Linked DNA regions of Homo sapiens: all the other regions are linked to region 1. The links are chromatin loops, found by intact Hi-C in ENCODE. Cell type or tissue: ovary. All regions are shown on one strand.

Region 1 (4,000 bases):
AGATACTTATAGCACTTCCATTCTGACCTGGTCTCACATGTAGGTTGTCATTGGTCCTATGACCTGGGCAGAAATGTATAACTCAATGTATTTATTTATGCTTGCTTTTAAGGAATTTTTCATGAGACCTCTGTTTTGGAATTTGGAGAGATTAAGGAATAGCTGAATTTCACATAATGGATTTTTTAAAAGCCATGAGGGGTTATGAGAGAATGGGAAGGAGCCAGCAGATGGCACTCTGGCCTTCCTCTCTCCAGTCTCAATGAACAAGCTTTGCATTTATGTTCTTCTGCACAAGCTATCACTGAAAAACAAAGAAAGAAAAACAAGTGTTTTACAAAAACTAAGTGTCTATAAACCACCGAAATAGAGTCATTCTAGAGCTGTATTACTGCCATATCTAATGAAATCAGGTGTTAAGACTGTTGTACATGCTTACGTGGGATATGTCCACTCATAATAATCACCATGTAGCTTTTTGGTTTGCTTAAGACTAAAGGGGCTCAAGGGATCCACAGAGATGCTCTTCTTTTGATGGACTTTACCAGATAGTGCTTATACTCAAGAATCTCAGAGAAGCATTCAAGACTTAGTTTATTTTTTATTATTTATTATTGCTATTTTTGAGATGGAGTTTTGCTCTTTTTGCCCAGGCTGGAATGCAATGGTGTAATCTTGGCTCACTGCAACCACCACCTCCCAGGTTCAAGCAATTCTCCTGCCTTGGCCTCCCAAGTAGCTAGGATTACAGGTATGCACCAACACATTTGGCTATTTTTTTTTTTTTTTAGTTGAGACGGGGTTTCACCATGTTGGTCAGGCTGGTCTCAAACTCCTGACCTTAGGTGATCCACCCGCCTCGGCCTCTCAAAGTGCTGGGATTACAGGCATGAGCCACCACACCTGGCCTCAAGACTTACTTTAAATTAAAATAACAGGAGAGAATTATAGAATGACAATCACCAAGGATTCTAAAAGTCTACATAACCATAAGCACAATTGTTCACAGAGCATCTAGACCCGATCTCAGTAAGAAACAATGAAAGCACTGACTTGGCACCAACACGAGACTGAAAAACCAGACCACAGGCTTCTCTTAAACATCAACATGGCCTTGGGAGTGGGCAGTGGAGGGACGCGGAAAATTTATAGCCTCCTAAAAAGATCCGTCTGCTTTCTTAAATTCTTCACCTCGCTTATTTCCTTAGTGCTGTGCTCATCAAAAAGCACAAATAAAATACATATTCAGGACATCCCAAGTATAAGAAAAATTATCTGACACAGAGCAGCAAAGGACAGAACATGCATAGCCATAAAAGAGTTTGGCGAGTTTTCATTTTTATTTCTTAAGAGGTTTCTAATCATATCTAATTCAAAATGACCATTTTGTCAAAGTGTGTTAGAAACAAAGGCTGGGCTTCAGTTTGTGCCCTCCTTTTTAATCAAAAGTTTTGTGCTTACTTAAAATTCTTTGCAAATCCTCAGATTGGTCCCAGAAATGCCCCATTTCCAGGGGGCCCCCTGAGTTCAGCCCTAGCTGGAGCTGAACCAGAAATACAAGCAAAATGTCTGGTCTCACCGTCAGACCCGCTCCGATGGTCATGAAAATTTGGAACAAACCAGGCCCCCTCACTTAGATGAATGTGACGTACTTTCAAAAATGGTAAAATTCAGGCCCTGGATGAAATAACTGAGTTTGTAGGCTACTTGTGAAATAAACACACTGTCTTCATTCAGAGTGCCTGCTATCTTGGGAGGGAACGCTAGATGTCACTGCCCCCATGAATACCATACTGGGAATCTCCGTGAAGGGAAAAAGTCTCAGTATTTCTTGTATTCTAAGTGTCTTGATTTTTGCACAGTGGGTTCAGCACTTTACAACCAATAAGACCCAATGATTTTTAGCCAATAATTTTCTAAAAAACTAAATCCATGTAAATAATTCGTATTACTCTTATCGTGAGCATAAGCATTACATTCTACCTTCCTTCTATGACAAACTGGGCAAAAAATCCCTGGCGTGGACATGACACAGGGACATTCAGCCAGTACACACAGGCACAGCCATCCCAGTTGTTGCCACACCAAAATGCTTCCCTGCTAATTCACAAACAGCCACTGCTACAAGCCCCCAAATGTGTCCTATTACATCAACGGCCCCAAACTCTCACCAGGATCCTACAATTAAAGGAGTTACAAATCTGTTCCAACAGGGCAATGGTAGGCAACCTCCCCGACCAGCTGTTGCCACGCCATACAGTTGTTAATTTTTTTTTTTTTTTTTTTTTTTTTTTTTGAGATGGAGTCTCACTCCATTGCCCAGGCTGTAATGCAGTGGTGCTATCTCGGCTCACTGCAAGCTCTGCCTCCTGGGTTCAAGCGATTCTCCTGCCTCAGCCACCTGAGTAGCTGGGATTACAGGCACATGCCACCACACTCGGCTAATTTTTTATATTTTTGGTAAAGATGGGGTTCCACCATGTTGGCCAGGCTGGTCTCGAACTTCTGACCTCAAGTGATACTCCTGCCTCGGCCTCTCAAAGTGCTGCGATTACAGGCGTGAGCCACTGCACCCAGTCACAGTTGTTAAATATTTTTAAAAGCATCCCTGTGTAAGGTACAAATGGATGCAGAAGTAGAGATCTTCTGTTTTTAATCCATTCCAGGCAGCAATGCTTGTTTCCAAATCAGAACCGGGATGTGCTGCCCCCGTTTTAAAAAATGAATTTGAAACCCTGTCGTGGAAACTTTAGCTTGGGTCCCTTTCAGAAGAACTTATACTTCTATAAAAATTCACCTTTCCCACACACTGCCCCCCTGCCTCCAGTTGTGTAGGGGTAAATTTAAATAAGAAATTCTTTTTTTCAGATACGTGAAGTAAACTGGGAATCTTCTGTAGCCAGTGGAAAGACATCAGCACAAGTTGAATCTGTAGAATAATCTTTAATAAATACAAATCAATCAGGAATTAGAGAACATATTCAAATAATAAGTAGCTACCGTATACTGATCAGATACTATACCATCTAAAACTTAGTAGTTTACATGCATTATCTCATTAAAAATTCAGTTATGTGAATAACTTCTACAGGGTCATCCTGCTAATTCTTGGCCACAGATACTCTGTCCTGACTCCAGAGATGGCTCTTCTAGCCATTCTATTATATTTCTTTGCAAGTAGCCTAAAATAGATCAAAGAATAACTTCTCACTCCATACTCCACAGCAATTTCACTCACAAGAGTGGCTCTCAAAGTTTGATGTGTATTGTTGAAAACACACCAATAATGTTAAACACATTTCTAGTAGTAGAGAGTTTTACTAAAGTGCTTTGGTTTGCAGAATAGCTCACATTATGGAAAGAAGTAGGAAAAATAGTCAAGAAACAGGATTTTTTGAGCCCAGAAAAATTAACACCAATTCCCAACATGACTTTCTGGCATCATGAAATGGAACAGCACCAATCTTTCAAAGAGCAAAGAGAAAGCCACTAACAGATTCCGAAAGCTACCAGCCAGCCCTGTGGTTCTACAGTGACTGTGATTCACAGTTATGCACAATTCTATTCCACATACTCTTAAAAATCAAAGGCATGAGAAATCACCGGTTCCACGTCCTGAGCTTAACACGTGAGAAAACCAAGGTCAAAGAGGTTAAAGACTTGCTTTCCTGAGTTGAGTCTCTGCAACTCCAAATCTAAATTCTACCAAGGCGCAGGACCCTTATAAGGAAAGCAGTCCCAGGGGCCTCCTCTGTATCAGTGGTCAGGCTGTGTGTTACAGGACCTGCCGCCAAGGGCCACAGGTGCACGAACCAGAAATGAGTTTTGAACACACTTCTCCAACAAGTGGCATGCTGGTTGCATGAGGCCAGATGATTATCTGTAGAGATGGGATCCTCTATTCCCTTACATCCTTTATGTGCTTCCTCACAAACCCACAAGGCAGAGAAACTTAAACCAGTGCTCAAAGGCAAAAAGTCTAACACATTTGATCCGAGGT
Region 2 (4,000 bases), 610 kb after region 1:
ACCCCATTTCTATTAAAAATACAACAAATTAGCCGGGCGTGGTGGCGGGCGCCTATAGTCTCAGCTACTACGGAGGCTGAGGCAGGAGAATGGTATGAACCCGGAGGTGGAGCTTGCAGTGAGCCGAGATCGCGCCACTGCACTTCAGCCTGGGTGACAGAGCAAGACTCTGTCTCAAAAAAAAAAAAAAAAACCTTTTGCACATTTTTTTTCTTTAATGGGCTGTTTGATTTCCTATTATAGGGTTTTGAAAGTTCTTTATACAATCTGGACACAAGTGCTTTACCAGATATGTGATTTGCAAATATTTTCTTCCAGTTTGGGCTTGATTTTTTATTCTCTTAACAGTGCCTTTCAAAGAGCAGGTGTCTTAATCTTAGTGAAATTCAGTTTCTCAAGCGTTTGTTTTTTCTTTTATGAATCTTTCAGCTTGACTCGTTATTGGCATGAGTGCTGGTGTACAATCAGTTGAAGCACTCACATATTGGCTGCTAAACAAAAGTATAACTTTTATCTAGAAAAGGCAGTTTAGAGGTGTCAATGAACAATATATGAAAGTATGGGCCAGACGTGGCGGCTCACGTCTGTAACCCCAGTACTTTGGGAGGCTGAGGCAGGCAGATCGCTTGAGGTCAGGAGTTCGAGACCAGCCTGGCCAACATGTTGAAACCCCATCTCTACTAAAAATACAAAAATTAGCTGGGTATGGTGGCAGGTACCTGTAATCCCAGCCACTTGGGAGGCTAAGGCACGAGAATCACTGGAACCTGGGAGGTTGAGGTTGCAGTGAGCTGAAATCACACCAGACTGGGTGACAGAGCAAGACTCCATTTCAAAAAAAAAGGAGACAAAGTGTGGAGTATATGAAAGTTGAAGACTATCTTCGGTCCAAGCCTCCAAATGGCTAAAGGAGGTATACAAAGGAAATAGCAAGCTAGAATATTGTTTTTCAATGATTGTTGAAATAATGGATCTAGCCAATGATCATCAGTAACTGCTAGCATCACAAAAGAGAGAGTCTGGCCAGGCGCAGTGGCTCACACCGGTAATCCCATTACTTTGGGAGACTGAGGCAGGCAGATGGCTTGAGCCCAGGAGTTCAAGATTAGCCTGGGCAACATAGGGAGACCCCATCTCTACTAAAAAAAACCCCACAACAGCAAGAACAATAATGAGCCAGGTATGGTGGTACACCCCTGTGGTCCCAGCTACTCGAGAGGCTGAGGTGGGAAGATTGCTGAAGCCTGGGAACCCAAGGCTGCCATGAGCCATGGGCACACCACTCACTCCAGCCTGCGGGACAGAGCGAGAATCTGTCTAAAAAAAAAAATCCTAATTGCAGAAATTCCAGTTGCTTTTGAAATATTTTCTGTTTGTTTTATTATAGTTACTAAACCGATAGATGAAGGAAGTTCAAAACTAGTTCAATATAGGACCCTTAAAGAGACTTTCTTTGACTGTCACCCTTTCTGATGGAGGGCTTAGGAAGTGAACCCTGATTCAATTGGCTCCTGGCCTTACTTAGGAAAAACAGACAAGAGGTTAGAATAGATGTTTCGATGGGTCCTTTCAAATCCCTGAGCCTGTCAATTTCTTTTATTTCCCACAGTTTAGTGAGTGGCACGATCATGATACTATGCTAGGTGGTACAATACTGCCACCTATGGAGCAACAGTAGAACTTGTTATAATGTTAACGATGCATGGATTTTTATACAATGCTGTTTAAAAATGTAGAAAACTTGCCATCCAAATGACTCCTTTGATTGGTAGGTTAATAACTGCCTCTCAAACTTATCTTTTGTGGACATCTGATTTGGGTTCACCTAAAAAAGACAAGTGTATGGAAAATGTGAATGAAAATATCTTAATAAACTTTTTGTTTTCTTAGTAGAAGAAATATGGGGACTTTGAATTGAAGATAATGAAATCATAATACTTTAGTTGTGGAAGGTACCTAAAGCATGATTCCGATGAGTGCTGTAGGATCAGTCCAGTTCAGTGTTGGCGCTCACATGAGATGGATCCATCAGTTGTAGCCACAGTGAAGCTGGGGTAGAGTGGAAAGGGGTCAGGACTAGGGAGTCTAGAGACTGCAGAGGTTCTATTACAGACTCAGTCATGAACTTACTCTAAGACTCAGGGTAAGTAACTGAATGTTCTGGAAGATGATTATCTCATCTAAAAGAGTGGCCTTCAAACTTTTTGGATAGCATGCTACTATCAATTAAAATATTTGAGCATAGACTCTCCATATAACTTTAAAAATATATTTATAATGTAAATATGAATTGCTATCATTAACTGGTATCTCAGGGCACAGTATATACTTAGAGCCAGACCGACACAGCATAGTGGCTTAAGAGCATATACTCCGAGCTTAGTGGTGGCTGTGTGACCCTCTCTGCCTATTTCCTCAGTAGTGAAATAGGATAATAGAAGACCCTCGCCTCATAGGGTTATTGTGAGGATTTGAGGTTAATATGTTATGAATTGAAAACAGTGTCTAAGACATAGAAAGCACTCTGACAATACACTTATTATTGTCATTGTTATTATCATGAATATGTCTGCATTTCAAAGGTCCTTGTGGTCCTTTCAGATATTTACTTGACTTCTTGCCAATCTGATAAACAAGTCATTGCTTTTACCTTATTATGTTCTAAGAATAGAAGTGTCATTCTGCCATCTTATTATTCTCTTGAGAATGCATTTTCATCAGATTCAGTTAGTAGATTCTTTGCAGGAATCTTTTCAAGCCATTTGTCCACTGTATGAGTGTTCTTTGATTAAAAAAGTTAAAACTGCATGATAATTTTATATTTCATAAATCTACTTACTAGACTCTTTGGAGACTATCTAAAAGACTAGGGTAGCTCCTCATTTCCCTGGGTGAGTTATTAGAGCTTTTAAAAAGTTACAGATGAGGTAAGTTGCTTAAACTTAAACGTGCTTTTGGAATTGCAGGGGAAACTGGAAAAAAATAAACTTCTTATTGGTGACTTTAGGAAGAGTAAGAAGTAGTATGAGAAAGCTGGTCTCCACAACTCTAGCTTATATTTAAAGCACGATTATTATTCACAGAACATAAGCTATATTTATATGCAAACGTAAGTTTAAAAGCGAGGGCATATAGTATTTTTTTCTTTCTTTTTTCTTTCTCTCTCTCTTGTTTTTTTTGAGACAGGGTCTTTGTTGCACAGCCTGGACTGCAGTGGCACAAACATAGCTTACTGCAACCAGCGCCTCTGTGCTCAAGTGATCCTCCCACCTCAGCCTTCCAAGTAGCTGGAACCACAGGCATGTGCCGCCATGCCTCTAAAATTTTTTTTTTTTGTAGAGACGGGATCTTGCCATGTTGCCCAGGCTGTTTTTTTCTTTTCTTTTCTTTTTTTTGAGACAGAGTCTCACTCTGTCACCCAGGCTGGAGTGCAGTGGCACCATCTCAGCTCACTGCAACCTCCGCCTCATGGGTTCAAACAATTCTCCTGCCTCAGCCTCCCGAGTAGCTGGCACTATAGGTGCCCACCGGCACACCCGGCTAAGTTTTGTATTTTTAATAGAGATGGGGTTTTGCTATGTTGGCCAGGCTGGTCTCAAACTCCGGACCTCAGGTGATCCACCCACCTCAACCTTCCAAGGTGTTGGGATTACAGGGGTGAGCCACTATGCCTGGCCTCTTCTTTTGTTTTTTTTTTTTTAAACAACCTTTTTGAAAGCAGGCCCATGGCTGATCTTCTATCTGTGGCTCAGCAATTGTTGTTGTTGTTGTTTTTAGTGAAAATTAAGTAAATATTAATTGATGACTTTTTTTTTTTTTTTCCCGAGATGGAGTCTTGCTCTGTCACCCAGGCTGGAATGCAGTGGCGTGATCTTGGCTCACTGCAACCTCCACTTCCCAGGTTGGAGCAATTCTCCTGCCTCAGCCTCCGGAGTAGCTGGGACTACAGGTGTGCGCCACCATGCTTGGCTAATTTTCGTATTTTTAGTAGAGACAGGGT
Region 3 (4,000 bases), 300 kb after region 1:
AAGCAACTTGATTTCTATTATTTGAGGTGTTGAGTGGAGTTGTTTGTGCTCAGAAACCTTTCCAACAGTTGCCCACATACTTTTTTTATTTTTATTTTATTTATTTATGTTTTTTTGAGACAGAGTCTCACTCTTGTTGCCCAGGCTGGAGTGCAATGGCACGATCTCAGCTCACTACAACCTCCGCCTCCCAGGTTCAAGTGATTCTCCTGCCTCAGCCTCCTGAGTATCTGAGATTACAGGTGCCCACCACCATGCCCGGCTCATTTTTGTATTTTTAGTACAGGCGGGGTTTCACCATGTTGGCCAGGCTGGTCTTGAACTCCTGACCTCAGGCAATCTGCCCACCTCGGCCTCCCAAAGTGCTGGGATTACAGGCGTGAGCCACCACGCCCAGCCTACTTCTTACTTCCTATTTGTTTCTAAGTTGGAGTATTGGAAACTCCACCCTACCCCAAATACTATGCTGTTTCTTATTCTTTTTTGAATGATTGACTTTCTTGAGAATCTAGCTGTAGAATCTTTCCAGAAAAATATAGGCACAAAACAAACATGACATTTTGCCCTGCAATTTGGGGGCCTTCCTAGACCCCTTAAAGCCATCCAAGGAGTCCCAGCCAGTGATTCTAGGTAAAGACTCCTGCTCGTGGGCAATCTCATTAAAAAGTGAAGGTGAGCTGGCAGTGTGGTACCTGTGTGAGATATTGATATGGTTTGGCTGTGTCCCCACCCAAATCTCATCTTGAATTGTAGCTCCCATAATTCCCACATGTTGTGGGAGGGACCTGGTGGGAGATAATTGAATCGTGGGGGCGGTTTCCCCCATACTGTTCTTGTCGTAGAAAATAAGTCTCAGGAGATCTGATGGTTTTATAAGGGCAACCCCTTTTGCTTGGCTCTCATTTTTCTCTCTTGTCTGCCGCCATGTAAGATGTGCCTTTTGCCTTCCACCGTGATTATGAGGCCTCTCCAGCCACGTGGAACTGTGAGTCCATTAAACCTCTTTTTCTTTATAAATTACCCAGTCTTGGGTATGTCTTTATCAGCAGTATGAAAATTGACTAATACAGATGTAAAACCTCCCAAATATTTCACAATATACCTCAAACTTTAAGGCAAAATTGTTAAGCGAAAAGAAATCATTAAAGGGAGAAAAGGATACTCTGAATTCTGATTCTCAATAGTATTAGTGGCTTTGATTGTTGAATTCTGATTGAGTCCATGTTATAGAGGAAGATCTGGCAAAATCATTACGGTAAAAAATTCATTTTACACACAGCATTTTAGCAACACTCCTTTTCAAAATAGTTCATGAGTTTCATTTAAAGAATTTCTCTACAAATAATATCATAAGTGTCAAGTTAAAGTGTAAAGTGAGTGGATAAATACATCTCATTTAAAAGCAAATTTATACTAAGATCACCAAAATGCAAATCTATTAAAAATAGACCTTGTCTTTAATGTTTATTTCACATTATCTAAGTACATCCAGTTATGCAAATTTACAGTTTTATTTCACATCCTTGTATTCCTGATATACATATAACAGGACAAAGAACACATTTGCAACACTCAGCCTGTAAAACTCTCTTGGGGGAAACAAGATTCTCAGCTGCCTTATTCTTCTGCACATGTACAAATAAAGTTCTAAATAATTGGAGTGGAAATAAAAACTGGTAAAAGAGAAAACTGACTACATTTTTATGCCACTTGAGGAAATTTGTACCTGACTTTTCAAATGGTCTTCTACTTGCTGAGTTACAATTTAATAGGTAACACATTTTGGGAGCTCCTTAAAATATGCCAAGAAGCTTCATTGTTTCTAGAGTGCTTAAAATCCACATGAAGCTGACATCAGCTACCCATCACTAATGCTTAGATGTGGTGCTGTGGTGCTGTGCATTTATCTAAAATATTTTAAAAGGTAGTAATCAGCATTGTTATCCCTCTTTTATGAAAATATCTTGCCAGGCTAGAAAACAAGCAATTATTTCTTCAATTAGGCAAAGGAAAAAAGGACAGACCAGTACAATTCAGTACTCATTTTAAAGAAAACAATCACATTGAACTAAAAATTTTAAATTTCAGTTACAATTTTATGAAATTCAAATATCTCAGAATCGCATTGAGGTACTAGATGACCGAGTGTTCATTCTGTTCAATATTGCCCACGAGATCTTTCATATCACTAGTTCCTGGGCTTGACTGACTGTTAAAATACAGAGTGTTTTCAAAGGCGCCCTCTTGAGGTAGGTGCACACGTCTTTTCTTATAAAAGAAATAGGCGGCAAGGCCAGCACCCGTTAAAATCAGGAGGATCACAATGATGACTACTCCGGCCACGTTGGAAGACGGTTTAGAAGGGTCCATCTTCCTTGTGTCAGCTATAAATAAATAAAATCATTATGGAAAACGTGGAGGGAGGCAGAGGGTTGCATGCTATGCAGAACTTCGCTTGTTGAAAAACTAAAAGGCATAAATATTCTTTCAAGCGACATTTGTCAAACAGAAAAGAAAGATGTGAAAACAAGAGTCCCTGTGGTATAGAGGATTATTCAGAATGTTAAGATGATTATTCAGTTGCAAGAATAATCCATCTGTCTATGTAGCAGTGGGCTAGTTCATCAATGTATTAAAATATATATACCTTATTTCAAAATAATTTAAGGCTGTTAAAAATACAGTATAAGAAGATAAGTAGATTAGTAATGATAATAATTAAAAGAAAATGGAAATGAAGAGAAAAATAAAATAAGAATAGTGGAAACGTGAACTCATAGATGTAATTAGTAAACAAACGGCACTCATGATGTTAATAAGGAGGTTACAGGCAAGCCATAAATCTCACTTTCAGTTTTTTTTTAAGCAGCCAACAAAATGAGTGAAGTGAAATCAGTTACCTAATTCAAGTAGTCTATAAAAATTAAAACAAAAAAAAAATTCTAAGAAAAGAAAAAAACCCACAGAGATTCTTAAGAGAAATTTCTTCCATGGGTTCAAGGCAGCTGTTTGTAACAGAGCGAAAAAAAAAAATGCCTTCAATAACTGCTTATAGTAAAAACACCAACCTGACTCCAAGGCCTCTTTTTCTAAAGTATTATTCAAAGTAGGCTGATGACAAAGGATAGTTTAGCTTAAGCAAATTCTACTGAGAGAGCAGGGGAGTTGGAAGGGATTATGATTATGCCTTTTAAAACAAACAGTACGGATGTATTACTAACACAGAACTTGAAATTTTGCAATGGCCTTACCTTTTGTTGTAAGTAATTCATGAGTAGGTTTAGCATCAATAACTGTGTGTAAAAAAAAAAAAATTTATAAAAACCCAGAATAATTGCAGGTAGATAGCAAATATTATTTGGCTCACAAATACATGGAATCCTCCACATTTGATGTGTGTTGATTGATATATGATATTATGATATGATAGATATAAAAATACAGGTAGAAAAAAAAGATCTGTACCTTTATCTATATATCTACCTACCTATCATCTATCTGTCTCTCTGTCTGAGCCATAGCAGTTGCCTATGGTTGTATGGTGCGTTTGAGTACATTAGAAGATCTGGAAATGTGATTCTCCAAGTTACATTTGAGCCACTGATACTCACCCTTAAAACCTACCCAATCTACCCATAAGTAAAACATTCAAGGCTAGGGGTTTTGAAATTAGCCTGCTGAAGCCTAAGATGTTAAAAAGCATTTGAATGAAAAGTAAAATAAGACTCCAGGCCAGGAGTGGTGGCTCACGCCTGTAATCCCAGCACTTTGGGAGCCTGAGGCAGGTGGAACACCTGAGGTCCGGAGTTCGAGACCAGCCTGGCCAACATAGTGAAACCCCATCTCTATTAAAAATACAAAAATTAGCTGGGCATAGTGGCGTGCGCCTGTAATCCCAGCTACTTGGGAGGCTGAGGCAGGAGAATGGCTTGAACCCAGGAGGTGGAGGTTGCAGTGAGCCAAGATCACGCCACTGGCAACAGAGTGGGCAACAGAGTGA

What was found. Peaks named below come from ENCODE experiments on the same cell type or tissue, not always from the same donor. Only the 100,000 strongest peaks of a DNase experiment are listed, where the experiment ranks them.
Region 2: it touches region 1 in a loop (6-fold over the local background); 37 of 110 quality-filtered maps call a loop at or near these places.
Region 3: a loop joins it to region 1, with 3 times the contacts of the local background. A loop is called at or near these places in 61 of 110 quality-filtered maps.

What each region holds. Positions count from the first base shown.
Region 1 is chr10:18,212,923-18,216,922 of GRCh38, reverse strand. The region is part of intron 2 of CACNB2 (calcium voltage-gated channel auxiliary subunit beta 2); the gene reads right to left. Among named protein-coding and RNA genes, the nearest start is that of CACNB2-AS2, 47 kb to the left of the region's middle. In ovary, CTCF peaks have their summits at 232 (motif pointing right) and 1,744; a DNase peak (open chromatin) is centred at 1,759; H3K27ac peaks cover 1,014 bases.
Region 2 is chr10:17,605,349-17,609,348 of GRCh38, reverse strand. The region is part of intron 1 of HACD1 (3-hydroxyacyl-CoA dehydratase 1); the gene reads left to right. Among named protein-coding and RNA genes, the nearest start is that of HACD1, 10 kb to the left of the region's middle. In ovary, a CTCF peak has its summit at 1,625; no DNase peak of the experiment used is centred here.
Region 3 is chr10:17,908,599-17,912,598 of GRCh38, reverse strand. MRC1 (mannose receptor C-type 1) reads right to left here. Exons shown (of 30, transcript NM_002438.4): 29 at 3,252-3,293; 30 at 1,435-2,384. The coding sequence ends at 2,134. Among named protein-coding and RNA genes, the nearest start is that of SLC39A12, 41 kb to the left of the region's middle. In ovary, a CTCF peak has its summit at 2,241 (motif pointing left); a DNase peak (open chromatin) is centred at 2,284.